Regions from separate parts of the Homo sapiens genome. Here region 2 is linked to region 1. Evidence: read pairs that join two places in POLR2A ChIA-PET (ENCODE). Cell type or tissue: PC-3. All regions are shown on one strand. Links, peaks and the distances in the headings refer to the core of each region. The heading gives the core; the rest is flanking DNA.

The links. ChIA-PET counts read pairs that join two places held together with the same protein. Peaks named below come from ENCODE experiments on the same cell type or tissue, not always from the same donor. Only the 100,000 strongest peaks of a DNase experiment are listed, where the experiment ranks them.
Region 2: POLR2A ChIA-PET joins it to region 1 with 5 read pairs; 4 of 35 experiments call an interaction of 5 or more read pairs at or near these places.

The regions. Positions count from the first base shown.
Region 1 is chr20:49,599,532-49,609,922 of GRCh38, forward strand. It overlaps LOC105372651 (a long non-coding RNA gene), which reads left to right. Exons shown (of 4, transcript XR_001754713.2): 2 at 1,893-2,007; 3 at 2,923-2,990; 4 at 3,731-4,107. Among named protein-coding and RNA genes, the nearest start is that of PTGIS, 37 kb to the left of the region's middle. In PC-3, for the core only: a CTCF peak has its summit at 3,790 (motif pointing left); a DNase peak (open chromatin) is centred at 5,140; H3K4me3 peaks cover 408 bases.
Region 2 is chr20:49,282,553-49,292,943 of GRCh38, forward strand. ZFAS1 (ZNFX1 antisense RNA 1) reads left to right here. Exons shown (of 4, transcript NR_036658.2): 4 at 6,493-6,708. Among named protein-coding and RNA genes, the nearest start is that of SNORD12, 7.1 kb to the left of the region's middle. RefSeq lists enhancers at 955-1,887, 3,752-4,683, 4,684-5,615, 7,785-7,894, 8,930-9,029. In PC-3, for the core only: no CTCF peak of the experiment used is centred there; a DNase peak (open chromatin) is centred at 4,849; H3K4me3 peaks cover 3,034 bases; H3K27ac peaks cover 1,675 bases.

The DNA.
Region 1 (10,391 bases), core at 3,241-7,240:
TCAGGAATTCAGTGAGGCAGGTCCTGGAGCACTGGGAGGGGGTACGAGGGTCTCAGATATCTGGGGCTGGGACTCTTGAGGTCATAGCAAGATAAGTGGATGACATACTCAGTTTCAAGAGTTAAACCCCAGATTTACATGGCTGCCTGGAGTCTGGATTCACTGGTGTGAAATTTGGAGGGAGATGACGATAATAAGAATACTAATACTAACAGTAACAATAACTATCATAAGAACAGAGGCCAACACTCTGTAGCACTTACTACAGGCCAAGTGCTATATACGTGTTAACTCATAATCCCACAATCACCCTCTAGATATAGGTGGGTATAGAGAAGCATGCCCCCATTTCACAGATGAGAAAACTGAGGCCCAGAGAGGTGAAGTAATTTGCCCACGGTCACACAGCTTGTATGGGATAGAGAAGGGCAGGGCGTATCACTGAACAAAATGGAGGTCCCTTCACCCCAGAGTTGCAAACCCAGCCTCCCTCACTCCCACTACCCCTCTGGGCCTCACTGCATGGATGGACAGTGGCAACAACCCCTCCTGGGCCTCCCTGACTCTACCCTCGTCCCCCATTCCCCACAACAGTCCCTTCTCTATCCAGCGGCCAGAGCGATCTTCCTAAAGTTCTAGTCTCATCTTCCCTTGGTCTGCTCTCAGGCAGGGCCAGGCATTAGGTGAGGCCAGCAGGTGCCGGCACAATGTCAGGAGACCCCCCTCCCAGGTGAGCCCCTGCTCTGGCCTGATTCACAGCGAGGCCTCCTTAGGTTTTGAACACTCAGTGTCCCTCTTGCACAGATGGGAACAGACAGTCTCTGGAATCCCCCCAAAGCCGCATTTGAAGTTTCTTTCCAGGCAGACAGGCCCTTTCCAGGCGGATGGCTGCTTCAATCCAGATGAGGATGGAGGCCTGGGGATCTGGCAGCTCTGGGCTGATGGCACCACGTCCAGGGGAGAGGTTTCTGTTTTCCTGCAGTGGTTCTCTGGCCTATGCTTGCTGGATGGGGGTGTTGGTAAATCCTCCAGCTTCCTGGGGCCTGGGGAGGAGCAACCCTGAGGTGGACTCTGCACCCACTCCCAGAGGCCCCAGCAGGACGGAGCCCCAGCTGCCCAACTGATAACCTGCTCATCTAGACACCCAGCAGTACCAGCTGCCCCCTCCCCTCTGCTCTCAGAGCTTCCTGCGATCAGCTCCCCGCTAAGTTCCCTGCCCTTGGACTCTCTAAGTGTCTGCTTCTGGAAGAGGCCCAAGCCAAGACCTGGGAGACAGGTCAGTGGCTCAGGGCTCTGTGGCTCATGATATCTGCAGTATTCTCTCTGTGGCCTGGGTCTTCCTGTCTTCTGGGTGATCCCTCGGCCTTTGGGAGGCCGAGGTGGTTGGATCACCTGAAGTCAGGAGTTTGAGACCAGCCAGCCTGTCCAACATGGTGAAACCCCGTCTCTACTAAAAATACAAAATTAGCCAGGCATCATGGGGCACACCTGTAATCCCAGCTACTCGGGAGGCTGAGGCAGGAGAATCGCTTGAACCCCGGAGGGGGAGGTTGCAATGAGCCAAGATCACGCCATTACACTCCAGCCCGGGCAACAAGAGTGAAACTCTGTCTCAAAAAAAGGAAAAGAAGAGAAAAGAAAAGAGAGAAGAAAAGAAAAGAAGGCAAGGAAGTTCCATAGCCCATACAGTGGGTATCTTAGGCAGGGCTCTATCAGATGAAAAATATAGCAGAACCCTGACTCAAATTGGCTGATGTCATGAGAATTTACGTCAACTGTCTCTGGTAAAAGCAGGAGTAGAGATAGGCTTCAGGCATGGTTGGATCCAGATGCTAAATCAATGTCTACAAAGATGCACTACCTCTGGCTCTCATCTCTTTTACTCCACACAGACTCTCCAGGTCATGATGTGACCAAGGTTGCCCCTTGCCACTCCCAGCTTTATTCTCACCAGCTCAGCAACCCCAGGGAAAAGGGAGCACCAATTTCCAATTGTTTCAGAACAAGGTCAGTGGCAATGTTACTCAAACTCGAACGTGCCCATGTTCACACTGGGGCCCTGGGGACTATGATAAAATGCAGATTCTGGCTCATAGGTTTGGGGTGGGGACTCAGATGCTGCATTCACTGCATTTTTTTTAAGATAGAGTCTTGCTCTGTTGCCCAGGCTGGAGTACAGTGGCATGATCACAGCTCACTGCAACCTCCACTCCTGGCCTCAAGTAATCCTCCTGCCTCAGCCTCCCAAGTAACTGGGACTTCAGGTGCATGCCATTATACCCAGTTAATTTTTGTATTTTTTGTAGAGACCTGGTCTTACTGTGTCACCCAGGCTCGTCTTGAACTCCTGAACCCAAGTGATCCACCCACCTCGGCCTCCCAAAGTGCTAAGATTACAGGTGCGAGCCACCCCGACCAGCCCAGATGCTGCATTTCTAACAAGCTCCCAGGTGCTCCTTGTGCTGCTGATCTGGAACCATACGTTGAGTAGGAAGGTCTTTGCATGATGCCATTCCTCTCAGCTAAAAGCACATTGTAGGCCAGGCATGGTGGTTCACGCCTATAATCCCAGCACTTTGGGAGGCCGAGGCAGGTGGATCACCTGAGGTCAGGAGATCGAGACCAGCCTGGCCAACATGGCGAAACTCTGTCTCTACTAAAAATACAAAAATTAGCTGGGCGTGGTGGCGGGCGCCTGTAATTCTAGCTACTCTGGAGGCTGAGGCAGTAGAATCACTTGAACCCGGGAGGCGGAGGTTGCAGTGGGCTGAGATTGCAGCATTGCACTCCAGCCTGGGTGATGAGAGCAAACCTCCATCTCAAAAAAAAAAAAAAAAGCACATTGTATACATATGCAGAATATTCATCTAAAGAAAAATCGTAATCAAAATTAAAAAGTAAAAGCACATTGTGCACACACAGGAAACTATTGCTGCATCCCAAGAGTCCCGCATGCAGTAGCTCATCAACTGGTCACAAGGACGTTAGAGGTGGGTGCTCTCATTACCTCATTTCTCCACAAGGCCCAGACACATTCCCAAGCCTGCACAGCTGGGAAGCAGCGAAGCTGCTTTGACCCCAAGTAATGAATTCTCCAGATGGAATAAACAAGGGCCCTGCTGATGGCCCTTAATGCTCTTTGCAATCCTCCTCTATTACAAAACCACCGTGCTGAGCAACCCCACAGGTGCGTGTGTTTGTAAGCATGCACTAGTAGGTTTGGGGAAAGAGATTCCTACAGGCGAAATTGCTGTATCAAAAGATGATGTATGGTTCTATTATTGCTAGGGGCTGCCAAAAGGGAAAGAGACTGCCCATTTCCCCACATCCATGCCAGAACTGCATGTTCTTGTTTTTGCCACTCTGGGGAGAGGCGCCCTTCCTCATGGCCCTAGGAAGGTAGTGAAGTTATGTCCCAGCCCCAGGTAGGCAGCCTCCTTCCTGCAAGGGGTCATCCAGGGAGCACCCTGTGCCAGCCCACCTCTGGGCATCCTGTTGTCATGGAAATATTTCAAGGCCTGCTTTCATCCTGAATAGCAACTTCAGTGGAAAGAGAAGGCCTCTGTTATGGGCTAAATTGTGGTCCCTCAAAATTCATATGTTGAAGTCCCAACCCCCAAGACCTGAAAATATGACTGCATTTAGAGATGGGGTCTTTAAAGAGGTGGTTACGTTTAAATGGTTGTTAGGGTGGGCCCTAATCCAGTCTGCCCGGTGTCCTTATAAGAAGAACAGACCTCAGGAGCGCACATGCACAGAGGGATGACCGTGTGCAGAGGCAGCAAGAGGGTCGCCATCTGCAGGCCAAAGAGAGAGGCCTTGACGGAAATCAACCCTGACAGCCGGCATCTCGAGCTTGGACTTCCAGCCTCCAGCACTGTGAGATAATAACTGTGTTGCTTAAGCCACCCGGTCTGTGGTCTTTTGCTATGGCAGTTCTAGCGAACAAATATAGTCTCTTTCCCTGCACACCTAGAAGAGTTCCTGGGAAGATGCCCATATGCCTGGCTTGGTTCACTTCCCGTCTGTTACCAATTGCTGTGGCCACCAGATGCTGAACTCTAATCGGTCAGGCCTTGGCCAAGTGCTCATCCCTGGAGCTAGGGATGGGCTCAGCCTGCCAACCTGGGTTCACTTTTCCTTGTTTGATTAAAAATTTTAATTTAAAGCAAGTGACGGCTGGATGCAATGGCTCACTTCTATAATTCCAACCTTTTGGGAGGCCAAGGTGGAAGGATCACTTCAGCCCCAGAGTTCGAGACCAGCCTGGGCAACACAGCGAAACCTCAACTCTACAAAAAATATTTAAAACTTAGCCAGGTGTGGTGGCACCCACCTGTGGTCCCAGCCACTTGGGAAGCTGAGGTGGGAAGATCACTCGAGCCTGGGGGATCAAAGCTGCAGTGAGCTGTGATTGCACCACTGCACTACAGCCTGGGTAACAGAGCGAGACCCTGTCTAAAAAAAAAAAAGAAGAAAGTGAGGTCGAACCTGTGGCTAACAAGGGGATAATTTACATGTCTGAGCTCAAGTTCAGATGTACAAGTTGGATTCTCTTTTCTTTTTTGGGGGGTGGGGACAGAGTCTCACTCTGTCGCCCAGGCTGGAGTGCAGTGGCGTGATCTCGGCTTACTGCAACCTCCGCCTCCCGGGTTCAAGCGATTCTCCTGCCTCAGCCTCCCGAGTAGCTGGGATTATAGGCACCCGCCACCATGCCCAGCTAATTTTTGTATTTTTGGTAGAGATGGGGTTTCACCATGTTGGCCAGGCTGGTCTTGAACTCCTGACCTCAAGTGGTCCACCCGCCTCGGCCTCCCAAAGTGCTGGTATTACAGACGTGAGCCACTGCACCTGGCCATCAAAATTAGAAGTCTTTTTAAAAGTCCCTTTGATCCCACCCATGGTAGGCAAACCCTACCTCAGGCATCGGGTCAGGCTGCAATTTCCAACTCATATCTGCTTTTAGCCCCTGGAGATTTCACTTAAATCCTGTGAGCTCAGCCATCTATCCCCAAGATGCAGTTCCTCCAAGATACCTGGCAGGCACCCTGGCAGGAGGGTGTCACGGTTCTCTAACCTGGCTGACTACTGAGCCTCTGGGCTCCATGAGGACAGGATGTCTCTCTCACTCGCTGCTAGCCCAGTCCCTGGCACAGCCCTGGGGCTTGGCAAATATTTGTTGAATGAATAAACAGGCTGTGGCTTATAAGCTGGTTCAGATTCCAGCTCCCCACTCACTCCGCATGGAAGAATCACTTCAATCCTCCAAGCCCCCCGTTCTTCATCTGCATGGGGGATATTTTGTTGTTATTGTTGTTTTTTAAACTTGGGATTTTTTTTTTTTTGAAAAATAGAACAGATACAGATACAAAAACCACACAGCATAAGCATGTGACTTAATGATTTATTATAAGGCAACTGAACACCCTCGTGACCACCTCTAGGTCAAGAAATGTAACTTTGCCTGCCACCCCTGGAAACCCCTGCAGAACCCTGTCCTCTCAAAGCCCTGCCCCTCCCAAAAGTCACTGCTACCCTAAGTGTTATGGATATCACTTGTGTTTCTTTCTTGTTTTACCAACCATGTGAGCAGCCCCAGACACTATACTTAATCTTGCCCACTTTTTAAAAACTTGATGTCTCTTTTAGTTTCTATTCCTCCTCCATCCCTTTCTTTTCCTTACAATTTACCTGCGCAGTACCTGGGCCATTTAACCTGCAGAGATCCCTGGGTCTGGGTTAGGCTGATGACAGCACCGTGTCATGGTTCAACACGTTCTGTCCTTGGGATTTTCTGTAAAACGGCAGCTGGATCCTGAGGCTACACCAGGGATGTTTCCAAGCTTCTGCCCTCACGGGTCGTGGTGAGAATTGAAGGGGGATGGGTGAGTGTTTGATATCAGCGAGCAGCCCCCAGAAGCAGCCGCCAAGGCTGTTCGGAGATGCTCACGAGGCCTGAACATGGACAGCCCGAGGGACATCCCATCTCAACAGTCCATCCTGGCTTCTCTCCCCACCCAGACCCACCCACCCCACTTTGGGAAAGTTCTAGGGCCATGGCTGGCTCATCCCAGCGAGAGCTGGCAGCAGAATGGCCTGTAATTTTAGCTGTTTCTCTTCCCTAAAATTATTTCCCATCTGGAAATGGTTTCCCAACCCTGCCCAGGAAAGAGTTGGTGGTGCAAGGAACATTTTTCTATTAAAAAAAAAAAATAGGGGCCGGGCACTGAGGCAGGAGAATCGCTTGAACCCGGCAGGCGGAGGTTGTGGCGAGCCAAGATCGTGCCACTGCACTCCAGCCTGGGCAACAGAGCAAAACTCCGTCTCAAATAAATATATAAAACCAGCCACCAAACACTGAATCTTTGCAGCCCAGGCTCTGGAGGCCTGGCTGAGTGCCAGCTGTATACCCTGCCTTGAGGGAACTCTGTCAGCGAGGAGCAGAGGGTGAGAGGGCATAGTCAGGGCTCTGCTGCCAGGATACCCCCACCCACCCAGTACATTCGGACAAGGACTTTGTTGCAGGGCCTGGGACAGCCCCAGGCGAGCTGAGAAGGATCCGACCTGGGGTTGAGTGGCCTGCCCAGCTGCTGCCACACTCGAGGTCTGTGGGTTATTCTAGGTCCCACAGGGCATGAAATCACAGAGCAGAAGTTCTTCCTATGGGGATTCTCTTGCAGCTGCTCTGAGCATTTCAAGAAAAAAAAAAAATCCCTGCCGCTAACATCTCCCCATCACCTCGCTAATTCTCTTCTTTCTTTCCTTTTTTTTTTTTTTTTTTTGAGACGGAGTCTCGCTCTGTGGCCAGGCTGGAGTGCAATGGTGCCATCTCAGCTCACTGTAACCTCTGACTCCCTGGTTCAAGCGATTCTCCTGCCTCAGCCTCCTGAGTAGCTGGGATTACAGGTGCCCGCCACCACACCCAGCTAATTTTTGTATTTTTAGTAGAGACGGGGTTTCACCATGTTGGCCAGGATGGTCTTGATCTCCTGACCTCGTGATCCGCCCACCTCGGCCTCCCAAAGTGCTGGGATTACAGGCTTGAGCCGCCGAACTCTCTTCTTTCTAACAAAGTTCTCACAGGCCCCTGACTCCTGACTGTGCAAGCAAGAGCATCTGGCAAGAATATCATGATATTTTTTAGCACTTCTTGTACTTATTTTCATAATTTTTTTTTTGAGACAGAGTCTCACTCTGTCACCCTGGCTTGAGTGCAGTGGCACCATCTCAGCTCAACCTGCAACCTCCGCCTCCTGGGTTCAAGTGATTCTCCTGCCTCAGCCTCCTTAGTAGCTGAGATTACAGGTGTGCACCACCATGCCTGGCTAATTTTTGTATTTTTAGTAGGGACAAGGTTTCACCATATTGGCCAGGCAGTCTTGAACTTCTGACCTCAGGTGATCTGCCTGCCTTGACCTCCCAAAGCGCTGAGATTACAGGCGTGAGCCGCCATGTCCAGCCTTATTTTCTTATTTCCTTTTTTTTTTTTTTAGACGGAAGCTCACTCTGTTGCCCAGGCTGGAGTGCAGTGGCATGATCTCGGCTCACCACAACCTCCGCCTTCTGGGTTCAAGCGATTCTTCTGCCTCAGCCTCCCAAGTAGCTGGGACTACAGGCATGCGCCACCATAGCTGGCTAATTTTTATATTTTTAGTAGAGTTGGGGTTTCACTATGTTGGCCAGGCTGGTCTCGAACTACTGACCTTGTTATCTGCCCACCTCAGCCTCCCAAAGTGCTGGGATTACAGGTGTGAGCCATCGTGCCTGGCACCCAGCCTTATTTTCATAACTGTTTTCATGATAAATGATATAGGTTTTCCATGTTTGCTAATGATATAAAGTTTCCTCTGCAGAAACAGGTTTAAAGAAAAATGTGGGCAGAAAGTCCGTTTAAAATATATATTAAGGAAAATAAAACACAGATAGCACAAAATCCAAAGCTACCTGGAGTTTTGGTGCCTGGAGCCATGGTGAAGAGGGCATACTCCAGATCTGAGGGCCCAGGCTTGCATTCTGGCTGTGACTCTGTGGGCCCTGTGATTTTAGGCAAGTCACTTGCCTTCTCTGAGTCATGGTGCTTTACCTGTAAAAGAAAGGAAAATAATAACACCTCCTTCCTATGATGATCTCTGAGAATTCAATAAAACAATGCTGAGAAGACACTCAGCCCAGTACCAGGCACATGGGTTGCATTTAATTCTGTCAGAACACAAGGTGGGTGCTATTTTTATTCCTGTTGGGAAGCTGAGGCCCAGAGAGGTCATCTAGCCCATCCAAGGTTGCACAGCTTGTAGGTGGTGGAGGTGGAACTAGAACCCACAAAGTTCTAATGTGAGACTGGGATTTGTGCTCTTAAACCACTGTGCTGCTATTGGCAGATCCATCTATCCACCCATCCATCTGTCCGTCCATCCATCCATCCATCCATCCATCCACCCACCCATCCATCCATCCACCCACCCACCCATACATTCATTCATTTGGTCAGAATTCATGGAATTGTTCTGAGTTCATGGTGTTTTCTCAAAAAGCAGCAAAGTGCAGAAGTTCCCAGAGTAGGTTCAAATCCCAACCTGCCATGTACAGGACACCTGGGCAAGTTGTCCCACCTCTCCGAGCCTCAGCTTGCCCATCTGGAAGAGGGGAACATTGATAGCCCTTTGAAATTCCCGCAGGAGGTAGAAGACTGTTTTCTGGGACTTCACAGTGTCCTACGTGCCCTGCATCTGACCCCATGGTCTGCGTTCACCTCTAAGTCTCAGTGAATCAAGCTCCGCCATATGTCTGCCTCATCCTGCCTCCCTCCTCCCTTTCACTCCAATTTAGCCAGACTCAGCCATTGGGGTTCCCTGAACAGCCCCTGGGCCTTTGTACACTTTGTTCCTCCAGCCCGAAATGTCCTCTTGCTTCCATCTGGTAACCATGATTCCTCCCTGAAAAATCAGGTGGGCTTCCCCCTCTGCCCCAGGAGCATCCCCTGAGGCTGAGCCAAGCTCTGCCTTTCTGGGCTCCCCCAGCTCCCCGCTTCTCTGACATGGAAAGGTCATGGATGTAATAACTTAGACAAACTCTTGTGCTCTGCCACTGTCCACCTTCTTGGTCACAAATGTCTGCTTCCCTTCTTTCATGCAGGTACATGCACCCCTCTGCAAACGAGTCCACACACATGTTTTTACACAATCATGGCATGTGATCCGAAGGCATGAGATCTGCCTTCGTACATGCAACATGCAATGGTGGAACGGCATTACCTCTGGCTAGTGACCTCTCCTGGACTCAGCTATCACCTCTGCAGAAAGGGGGCAGTAACAGGACCTGCCGCACATCTGCTGTCATGAAGACCACATGAGCTAATATATGTGGGAAGCCCTTAGCACAGCGCCTGGGAGAGCATAAGCGCTCGATGCAAGGCAGAAGAAAGGCGTGTCCTGGTGTGACAGGGCCCTTCCGACCAGGGCTGGTACTAAGGTGAGAAAAGCGAGGTGCCTACCGTGCAAAATGTAAGGCAGCGTTCACTCTCAGAGCAGTGCACCTGCCGCTGGGTCCTCGGAGCCACAGAGCAGTCCCGCTCGCCCCCTGCTGGTCACTCTGCAGAATGACGTCCCTTCCCTCTGCTCTCAGGGGTCCCTGAGCCTCGGTTTCTTCACCTGTAAGGTGGGGTAGGAGAATCTGCCTCTCAGTTTGCAGGGCAAACAGGAGGCACTCCTCCAACATCAGTGTCCTCCTCTCAATGCCAGCACTTAATGAGCACCTACTATGTGCAAAGAAAGATGACTGAGACATGATCCCTACCCTTCAGGGGTTTAGCGAGTGGAGAGGGGAGGAGGTAGGCTGGGAACAGTGACTAAAGTAAGACACTTGTCCCTATGCAGCACCTACTGCTTACCCCAGAGCAGTCAGAACCACTGCCCTGGCATCTGTCCATCTGCATATGTTTACTAAGCACCTACTGTGTGCCTGAGCCCAGGCTCAGCTGTGGATTTACATGGATTAAGGGGTTTAATGCTGTCAGAACACAAGGTGGGTGTTCTTTTTATTCCTGTTGGGAAGCTGAGGGCCAGAGAGGTCATCTAGCCCATCCAAGCTTGCACAGCTTGTAGGTGGTGGAGGTGGAACCAGAACCCCCAAAGTTCTAATGTGAGGCTGGGATTTGTGCTCTTAAACCGCTATGCTGCTATTGGCAGATCCATCCATCCACCCATCCATCCACCTACCCATCCATCTATCCAACCATCCATCCATCTATCCATCCATCCCCATCCGTCCATCCACCCACCCATCCATTCATTCAACAAATATTCGTTGAGCACCTACTGAGTGCCAGACACAGTGCTGAGTGCTGGAGAGATGCCAGTGACCAGAAAGACACAGCCCATCCCTGCCCCCAGCAG
Region 2 (10,391 bases), core at 2,486-6,485, 320 kb before region 1:
TGGATGAAATACCAGGGTGAAAGGGAGATAGCCAATTGGATTAGAGCTCAAGTGCCACGCCAAGTAACTTGGCAGAGTATTCAGTAATGGTCCACCACAACACCACCATACGTTTGCTTGGGGATGAATAAGGGACGACTGATTGGTAAGCTCCTGGAAGGGCTTAAGCTCACTGCATCTCGTTAGGTCTCCAAGCAAATTCAAGTTCTCCCCCTGTGAGAGACACGAGGTAAAATTGGCATTGGAAGACGGATGCTTGATGGCCCTCGGGGGCTGACCCGCAGGGTGTCGGACTTCAGGGGACTTCAGGAAACAGCAGCGAGAGAGTTTGGCATAGCTTATTGCCCCAGGTTGTGGGGTCTTGGAAGAGAGCTGCCATACAACTTAATGCCTGATCGGCTGGAGGACGATCCGAGTGGAAAGGGAACAATCTGGGGCTCTGGCTTACCACGTGCGTAAGCATAACAATCGCTTTGTTTAGCGAGCGGACAGAATGTTTAATCCATTCCAGCCATGCATTTGCATCTCGGTACCGTTTCAATTGGTAGAGTTTGCTTTAGATCTTTAACCTCTACAATGGTCACTTTGGTTTTGTCATTGGGTGTTTGTTTAGAAGGGGATGAAGGGGGTGGGGGAACAATGAAGCGCATTTCGAAAGATCCTGTAGGGTCTATCCCTAATGTTGCGGCTCCCATGCTGTAGAAGCTACTTAAAGTGGGATTAGGATTGGTGGAGGTAGAGGTAAGAATAGAAATTTGCACTGGGTTACATTGGTGATATTGGCAATTAGAGGGGGCCTTCCCTTTGAAACGAAGGTAGGGTTGTAGAGAGATGCAGCTTTTTGGGGAAGTCTACCCTTGAGGATCGGTATTCCATAGGACGTCATTCCGGGATGGGCAGAACCTCTCCTCAAACCCTTCCCATTCCCAAACTGCAAAGAATGTAATGGATTTAGTTTCGATTAGGCAAGCATTGTGTGAGGATTTAGAATTTATCTTGGAAGGGCAGAGATATTTTTCTGAGAAGGCCAGTTGCCTCTGGTTTTGGAGATCCCCACAGGATATGACAAGACAGGCATCAAATGTGATTGAGGTGAGCTTGATCTAGTTACATTAATGATAAAATAGCTGACGGTAGAGAGAGGAAAGAAGACAAGGCAGTATAAGAGGGTTAAAGTTTTCGTAGCTTTAGGTTGGTAGAAATTGGCCCTGGAACAATAGCCCATGACTCTGAAGATGGTGATGCTGTTTTGACTGGGGTATGATGGGTCCACCCCTTTTCGGCTGTTCGGGCTGCTGTTTCAGTTAGGAGTGCTAGGTATGGTCCTTCCCAAGCTGGCTCCTTCCAGCTTTTGATAAGGATGTGATCTCCAGGCTGGTATTGATGTACCAGGAACTGTAAGGGTGGCATCTGTGCTAAAATACCTTTAGTTCTGAGGTAAGAGAAAGTGGAAAGCCAAGTATATAATTTGATCCTTTGTTTCAAAGGTAGGAATGTCAGTAGTAAGAGTGTAAATAAGGCAGTCCACATAACAGAGAGATAGGCCAGTATCTTTCTGAGAGGCAGTCCTGACTGAATTAGGTGAATCTGTAAACCCTTGGGGTAGGACTCTCCATTGGTACTGCTGCTTCCATCCAGAATGAGGGTTTTCCCACTCAAAAGCAAATACTTCTCTTGTCTTCAGCCAAGGGACATGCCCAGAAGGCATCTTTTAAATCTGTTACTCTGAACCATTGATTGTCATGGAATTCTGCTGAGGATGGTAAAAGGATTGGGGACAACAGGGTGGGTAGTCTGGACTATTTGGTTGATAGCCTGGAGATCTTGTACTAGTTGATGAGACCTGTCTGATTTCTTTACAGGTAATACTGGGGTGTTAATAGGGGGACATACAGGGTTCAGGGAATCAGTCCTGAATGAGAACTTCAACTACAGGCTTTAATTCTATTCTGCCCTCTAGGGGAATGGGATATTACCTTTTTCTTACTATTTCCCCTGGGGTCTTTAACTTTGTATGGATTGGAGTGACTTGAAGTTTCTTTTTTTCTTTCTTTTTTTTTTTTGAGTTGGAGTCTCTGTCACCCAAGCTGGAGTGCAATGGTGTGATCTTAAGCCACTGCAACCTTTGCCTCCTGGGTTCAAACAATTCTCCTGCCTCGGCCTCCTGAGTAGCTGGGATTACAGGCGCCTGCCACTGCACCCAGCTAATTTTTGTATTTTTAGTAGAGATGGGGTTTCACCATGTTGGCCAGGCTGGTCTCAAACTCCTGACCTCGTGATCCACCCACCTTGGCCTCCCAAAGTGCTGGTATTTCAAGTGTGAGCCAGCAAGCCCAGCCTCCCTGATTTCTTTTTCCTGCCCATACATGAGGATGAATGTATTTTTCTTCTGCGGTGGTAAGTCTCTTCCTAATAAGTTCGTTCCTGCCTCAGGGATTAACAGGAATTTAACATGGGCTGATCAATTTTTGTATAGACCTCTGTCTTTTAAGATTTTTGCTTTAAATCTTTTATCCCTGAGATAGAAAGTTCTTCTGAAGAACAGGTGATAGATACCAGATGGGAGGGAACGGGAGCGAGCTGCTGCTGAATCTGTAAGAAGGTTTTAAGTTCACATTTGGGTCCCACCTCTAAATTTATCAGGGGCTCTTGGTGGGACTCAAGGTAAAAGAGACAGCCCCTGACCTCCCTATTTTCCTGGAAGGCCATAAGTGGAATATTTTTTCTTTTTCCCATTTGGGGCATTCTCTTTTGAAGTGACCTACTCTTCCACATTTGAAACATTTGTTTTCCCCTCTTCCCTGTCCTGCACTGTGACTTCCAGGTTTTATTCCCTTACTCCTTGTATACAGTTTGGTCGCTGGTGGCCTAGAGGGTTTGTAAGTTTTACTTCCTTGTGTCTCCTACTGCAGAGTTCTCTGTTGTAAGGTAGACAGCATGATTTTTGCCTTTTGTTTCTGCTGCTCTTTGTCCCTACTTATATGCTTCTCTAAGAAGTTAGTCTCTGGGACAATCTTTCCAATTCTCTATCTTTTGTAGTTGTTTTTAGAGGTGTTTGGCCAAGTCTTAGTAACAAAATGAAGCTTTAGCATCCCTTGCCCCAGTGGGTCTTCCATTTCTAAACCTGCATATTTTCTCATCTGTTCTTTAAGCCTATTTAGGAATTCATGGGTCCTTCATCCATCCCTTGTATGTTGAATGCTTGGGAAATACTCTCAGTTCGGGATACTGATGGAACATTTTGACCGGTAGGGTGTTAATGTTCCCAGACTACCAAAGCAGCCCTATGGATCATGGTTCTTCTCCCAAGAAGGGAATGCCTAAAATGGACATAAGCTCGGCCCATACAACTGGGGTCCTAAAAAATGATTTGATCTGCTACCCCATAAGGGTCATCTAACAAGGGCTTGAGTTTTTCTTTTTTTTTAGATTTTGTACTTCTGAGCTGGTTAAGGGGGCATTTACGAAGCTGATGCCTCCTCTCCCAAGGGGCACTTCTTCAAGGGGAAGAGAGTTGGGGGCAATTCTTTGGAGGTGGAAAGGGGAAAGGGAAGTTCTGAGTATCCTTTTTACATTGTTCTATTTCATGCTGTAGGGCTTAAGTGTGTGGCTAGGGGGAACATGGGGTATTGATTCAGGATTATATGGGGGAGGGACTGATGAGTGGGGGGATCCTGTGTACCGGCTTGATGCATGGGGTTTGGCAGAGGCAAGTGGTCTGGTGGGTCCCATATGTTAGCAGGCTGTTCGGGGGTAGAGACCTTACTCCTTTCAGAGGAGTTGGCTTCTGGCTTGCTTCCTGTAGTTATGTTTAGTCCTTTCACTATCCTTTTAGCATGAGAACCTAGGGGACTGTCAGAGGGGATGTTACTGTCATTAATTTGATCCTTTCTATTTACTGTCTTTCTTGAGGTATTTTGCATAATGAAGGTTTGGTGTGAGGCCCAAAATTAGATTTATTGCCTTTCCTCATAGGCTCAACCTCCCTTACTGGAGATTTCTTGCCATTCCTTTCTCTAGAGGGTCAGCCCCTGGCTACTGGAGATTTCTTGCACTCTTCTCCTTTTGCTTCATCCTTCTCTGGCTGCTTCCCAGGAGGGAATATTTCAGGTCCTCCTTAGCATTGGTGTGTCAGTATAAGCCCCATGACAGGAATCCACCATAAGCTATACGAGGTGACCATGGAATCACAGATCCGGAATCATCGCTCGCTTCGCACTCAGTTGTGCGTCTCATTGACACACTTTCAACCTCTAAAATGCCCTGACCACCAAGGAAATACTTTGTCGCCCCTGTGACTTTTCTTAACTTGGTCTGTGCAGTTACCTGGTCACCGCAGTATGTGAGGATCCTTTCCGCCTGTGTTGCTGAGAGTCTGGGTTTATGTGTCACCTTGGGTGGGACCCAATCTCCTGTTTGTGAGGCCACCGCAAAGAGGTGGTGGGATGCCTCTCCTCAAGAGAGGTGATCGTGGGCTTCTCCTGAAGGAGAACGGTAATCCCAGATGAGCTCCCAAATTGTTGGCAATAAGAGCTCAGAGTTGCAAAGAAAATGATCTCCAAAAGATTTCTCAGCAAGGCAGATTTACTTCTGCAGAATGGTGCTGCTTGCACTCCTGGTCACAGTGAGAGCACCCCGAACAAAGGAGGTGAAGTGGTTTTTATCCCTAACACAGCTAGTTCCTGCTTCTGTGTTCTATCCCCATTGGCTAGAGTCCAATCTAAACTAGTCCTGATTGGCTATTTTAAACAGGAGGGGTGTGGGTTACAGCAGTGGGAAGAGCAGTTGCCACGAGCGAGGGAGACTTTTCCAGATAAGGAACAAATGCGGGTTACAGGTTGGGATTGGTGGGAGAAATGTTTACAGAATGGGTAATTAGGAGTGGGAAGGTATGAGGAAGTTGACCTTAAGAACAAAGAACAAGGAAGTTAAACTTTGAAGAGAAACCCATCATACCTAACAGTCTTGTAAGAAAGGATGACAAAGTGATTGAACATTGGGTGGAGCTAATTTTCCTTGGCCAATTCACTTAGTAAGATAAGGAGCTCCAAATCATATTTAAGTTGGGAGTCAATTGATTTTACTTAATTCTTGTGAGGTTCAGTTATAAGATTCATCATACTACTACCATGAGCCATCCTCAGCTCCTTGTTACATGGGCCTGTTAACATGGCAGCTTTGTCTATAAGCAAACCCAGGAGAGAAAGACATAGCAGAGATGGATGTTTGAAGTCTATACCTTCCACCCCCTTTAAAGAGAAAGTAACACCACTCCTTTTCTGTGTCCCTTGGGGACACTACCTCCATGTCTGGTCACATGGCTGGACTTTACAGCAGATAAGCATACTGTGGCCTGAGACCATGATTGTATGCTTTCCTTCTGCTGACCTTTACAATCCCTCAATAAATTGAGCTAACACAGGGAAGCTTTTTTACCAAATAACTGTGTTGCATCATCCTCCAGTTTGCCTGGTGTCCTTAATCAATGGAAGGGGAATAAGCAAACTGAGTTTTCTTACACCTTTTGAGTATAGTGTTTTTGCCATCATAGATGTGGCTCCTCATAATTCTCCAACTTTTATATTAAAAAACCAAAACCTCAAAAATTGTAGTTCATGTCAGTCAGTGATGACTCATCTTAGAAGTATTTTGTTTTTGGATGTGTGAATGTGCATAGTTCTTAAAGTCCAACATTCATGTAATAAGACATCTTGCATATAACAATGACCCTTACGTCTAAGATGTTAAATAGATCCTAAGCCTGGTATAACTTTATTCAAGTATCCTTATTTGCCCCTAAAATGTCTTTAATACACATTACTTGGGTTATTTCTTGAATGAACATACAGGTATCCCAATTTCTGTTTTTAAGAGAATGGGGTCTTGCTCTGTCACCCAGGCTGGAGTGCAGTGGTGCAGTCATGGCTTACTGCATCCATGATCCTCCTGCCTCAGCCTCCCAAGTAGATGGGACTGAAAGCACACACTGCCATCCCTGGCTAATGTTTTCATATTTTGTAGAGTTGCAGCCTTGCTACGTGACCCAGGCTGGAGTGTAGTAGCTATTCACAGGCATGATTGCTTGAAACTCATGGCTTCAAGGGAAACTCCCACCCTCAATATCCTCAGTAGCTGCAACTACAGCCATACCCCCCACTGCTCAGCTTCTCATCCTTTAAAAGATTTTTACTGGTAGTGTCCTCATTCTGGGTTTTTGTCTTCTGTGTTTACTGTGACATGAAGTCATTTTTAGATGAAGGTTAAACATTTTGCCAACGCAGGTACAATATGGGATTCAATAAAAGTACAGAATTAAAGTTGTCTTATTAGAGATTGGGAAGTTTCCCAGCTCCGTTTATCGGTACTTGGCCGTACCGATAAAGGGGATGGACTTGGAGTGACCAGGTCTTAGTCACATGTATTTTCATACCCTAAACAAGAAGCGGTATAGACCAGAATGGAGCACTGATTGTAATCCACCTTCTTTCTTAGAAACTGGCGATGGAATATGAGAGGAGCCCTCTGGAAAGAAAAGGACAGACCCTGTGCTTTCATGAAAGTGAAGATCTGGCTGAACCAGTTCCACAAGGTTACTGTATACATAGCCTGAGTTTAAAAGGCTGTGCCCACTTCAAGAATGTCATTGTTAGACTTTGAAATTTCTAACTGCCTACCTGCATAAAGAAAATAAAATCTTTTAAATCAAAATGCTGTTTTGTTTGGCCATTGGAGATAACCATTGAACAGGGATAACAAGTAGTAGTTAGGTATTTGCAGTTTCATTTGGTTTTAGTTTTTTGAGGGGAGAATCACCCTAGTGGGCAGTTGGTTTCTGTGGGCAAAGCCTGCTTTCCACAGGTATTGTGCCTCGTGATTGGCTTCTGCATTGGAAACCTAAGAATAAGCAAGCACACTTGGGCCAGAATTCAAAGCAGAGGGTCAATACAGAGGTATCTCACTTGTATGCTTACACCTGCACAAGATCGTGTATGTTAAATCGTGGGTATTAGGCCTTAATGGTTGCATGAGATGAGTAAGGATGATGTGGGCTATGGTATTTGTTTATAAACTTCATAGGAAATTGCAAAAATAGGCTGCATCATTTATCAATATGTGATGATTTTTTATTTAAAATACACAGTGAATAATTTTTTAAGTATCTTAAAATCTCACCTCAAAGATGGGACCTCTAGATTTCTTTTTTTTTTCTGAGGCAGAGTCTCGCTGTGTCACCCAGGCTGGAGTGCAGTGGCATGATCTCAGCTCACTGCGAGCTCTGCTTCCTGGGTTCACATTCTCCTGCCTCAGCCTCCCAAGTAGCTGGGACTACAGGTGCCCGTCACCACGCCCGGCTAATTTTTTGTATTTTTAGTAGAGACGGGTTTTCGCTGTTTTAGCCAGGATGGTCTTGATCTCCTGACCTTGTGATCTGCCCACTTCGGCCTCCCAAAGTGCTGGGATAACAGGCATGAGCCACTGCGCCCAGCCTGGGACCTCTAGATTTCTAAAATGACTCCTGGTATTGACTCAGAATCCCCTCCCCTTGACTAGGCTGGACCTAGTGTAACTTCTGAGACTTGCTAGCTCTTTTTCTCATTCTCCTTGGCTTGCTCACTTTTTTTTTTTTTTTTTGAGATCTCAGCTCACTGCAACCTCCGTCCCCTGGGTTTAAGCAAATTCTCCTGCCTCACCCTCCCGAGTAGCTTGGATTACCACGCCTGGCTAATTTTTGTATATTTAGTAGAGGGGGTTCACCATGTTGGCCAGGCTGGTCTTGAACTCCTGACCTCAAGTGATCTGCCTGCGTCAAGCCTCCCAAAGTGTTGGAATTACAGGCGTGAGCCACCACGCCTGGCCTAGCTTGCTCACTTTTAATTAAGCTGCCATGTTGGGAGAGGCCAGCGTAGCAATCAACTGAGGTTGAACCATTAGTGTGGGAGGAGTTACCCAACAACCATGTGAGTTTGTAAGCACGTCTTTCTGTAGCGGAGGCTTGTGAGAAACCCTGAGAGCGGACCCACCCAGATTGTGCTTGGATTTCTGACCTATGGGAAATGTATTTCAAGCCACTAGGTTTTGAGATAACTTGCTACAAAGCAGTAAATTCACAACTCTATAATGCCCACTCTAAAGGTCCTGACATGGGCATCTCCATTACCTAAGTCAACTGATGCTACTTCAATTTCTCCACGTAGCATTTGAAGCGTTTATGTCTGGCCCCAGCCTACATTTTCAGACTTATTTGTGCATTTGACTTAACATGTCCAAAACTAAATGCCTGATGCTTCACTCACCTAACCCCATTCCCTGCAAGTCTGTGCTTCCTGCGATCTTCCCTTCCCAGGTATTGGCAACACCAGAAGTCCAGTTGGTCAGGAGCTGTGGAATCAACCTCATGTACCATGTGAATCCCTTGGCAAATGCTATTGGTTCTACCTTCAAAATACATCTGAAACCCACCCCCTCTTAGCGTCTTCATTGCTACCACCTTGGTACAAACCATCAAACAAGCTTGGAATACTGGTCTCTACTTCAGCCTTTGCTCCCTACGATCAATTGAGATGCAACCAGAGCGATCTGTGAAAACCTGAATTAGGTATGGAGCTCTCTGCTCAGAAGCCTCCAGTGTCTTCCCCACCTCACACAGTAAAAGCCAAAGTCCATCAGGGCCTACATGATCTTCCCCTTCCCTTAACCTCTAACTTCATCTCTTCCCTTTCAATCTTAGCCACATGGGCCCCCTGACTTCTCCATTCCTTTAGGATTACTCCAACCTCAGTATCTTAGCACTTGATTTTCCCACTGCCTGGAATGATCAGCCCTAGACCCCCAGAGCTTTGCACAGCCCTCTGCCTTGTGTCATTCAGGTATTTGCTCTCACTCCCTCTGGGGAACTGTCTAATCATCTCTATCACTTTCTATTCCCTTATCTTGTTTTTTATTTTTTTAAATAGAAACTGTTGCTCAGGCGGGTCTCAAACTCCTGGGCTTAAGGGATCCTCCCTATTTGGCCTCCCAAAGTGCTAGAATTACAGGCATGAGCCACCATGCCTGGCCATGTTTTTACTTAGTGCCTAACAGGTACTGCCTATGTGTATAGTATATACATGCATGTACATATACATCTATGTATATGTGTATATATAGTTTGTCATACAGCTGTTAAGTGGCAGAGCATGCATTTGATTCTGTCAGTCTGCTCTTGTATTTGTGGGGTGTTTGTTTTGTTTTTTGAGACGGAGTCTTGCTGTGTCCCCCAGGCTGGAGTGCAATCTCAGCTCCCTATAACCTTCGCCTCTTGGGTTCAAGGGATTCTCCTGTTTCAGCCTCCTGAGTAGCTGGGATTACAGAAGCCTGCACGGTGCCCCTTAATTTTTGTATTTTTAGTAGAGGTGGGGTTTCACCATGTTGGCCAGACTGGTCTCGAACTCCTGACCTCAAGTGATCCACCTGCCTAGGCCTCCCAAAGTGCTGGGATTACAGGCATGACCCACGTGCCTGGCCTGGCACTTGTATTTGTAACCCTTGGCTTAATTGCAACATGTTACTTCAATGCAGTCTAATGGATACAGGAAGGAGATAATTTCTGGCTCTTAAAAGCTCAAATGCTTTTGCTGGACTTCTGTGTTGATGAGATACCACTGAGGTCAGAAATGGCCCCAAATACCTGCCAGCCAGGGGCCAGAGAAGCTTCCTGGAGAACTCCCAGCCACACCCATAGTCTCAGCTTTGCTGTTGCTTCTCTGAGCTCCAAGGCAGTTGTAGGCCTCTAATGATCAAACTATTGGCAACCCGTCTCTAGCTTTAGCTCCTACCAGTCCCACCAAACATTTGATGCTTCAGTCTCGTTTTACCTCTTTGTCTTATTGACTGAGGAGTCCTTTCCTTCTATAAGCTTCAGTTTCCTCATCTGTGAAATGAGGTTTATTGGGTGCTTGCCACGTGCCAATATTGTGCTATTATCTCATTTAATCTATACCCCAACTCTGTTATTACCCTATTTTATAGATAGCAAAACAGGCTCAGGGAGGTTTGGTGAGTTCATGTACCTTGAAGGTGGTTCTTGAAAGCTGGGATGTGAACCAGTACTATCCTAGGCCCCTAATTTCCAAGGGCCTTTGCTTAAGACCCTCACCAACTGCATGGGTAAAAGCACAAGCATGGCCAGGCGCGGTGGCTCACGCCTGTAATCCCAGCACTTTGGGAGGCCGAGCCGGGCAGATCACAAGGTCAAGAGATTGAGACCATCCTGGCCAACATGGTGAAAACCCGTCTCTACTAAAAATACAAAAATTGGCTGGGCGTGGTGGCCCGTGCCTGTAGTCCCAGCTACTTGGCAGGCTGAGGCAGGAGAATCACTTGAACCCTGGAGGTGGAGGTTACAGTGAGCC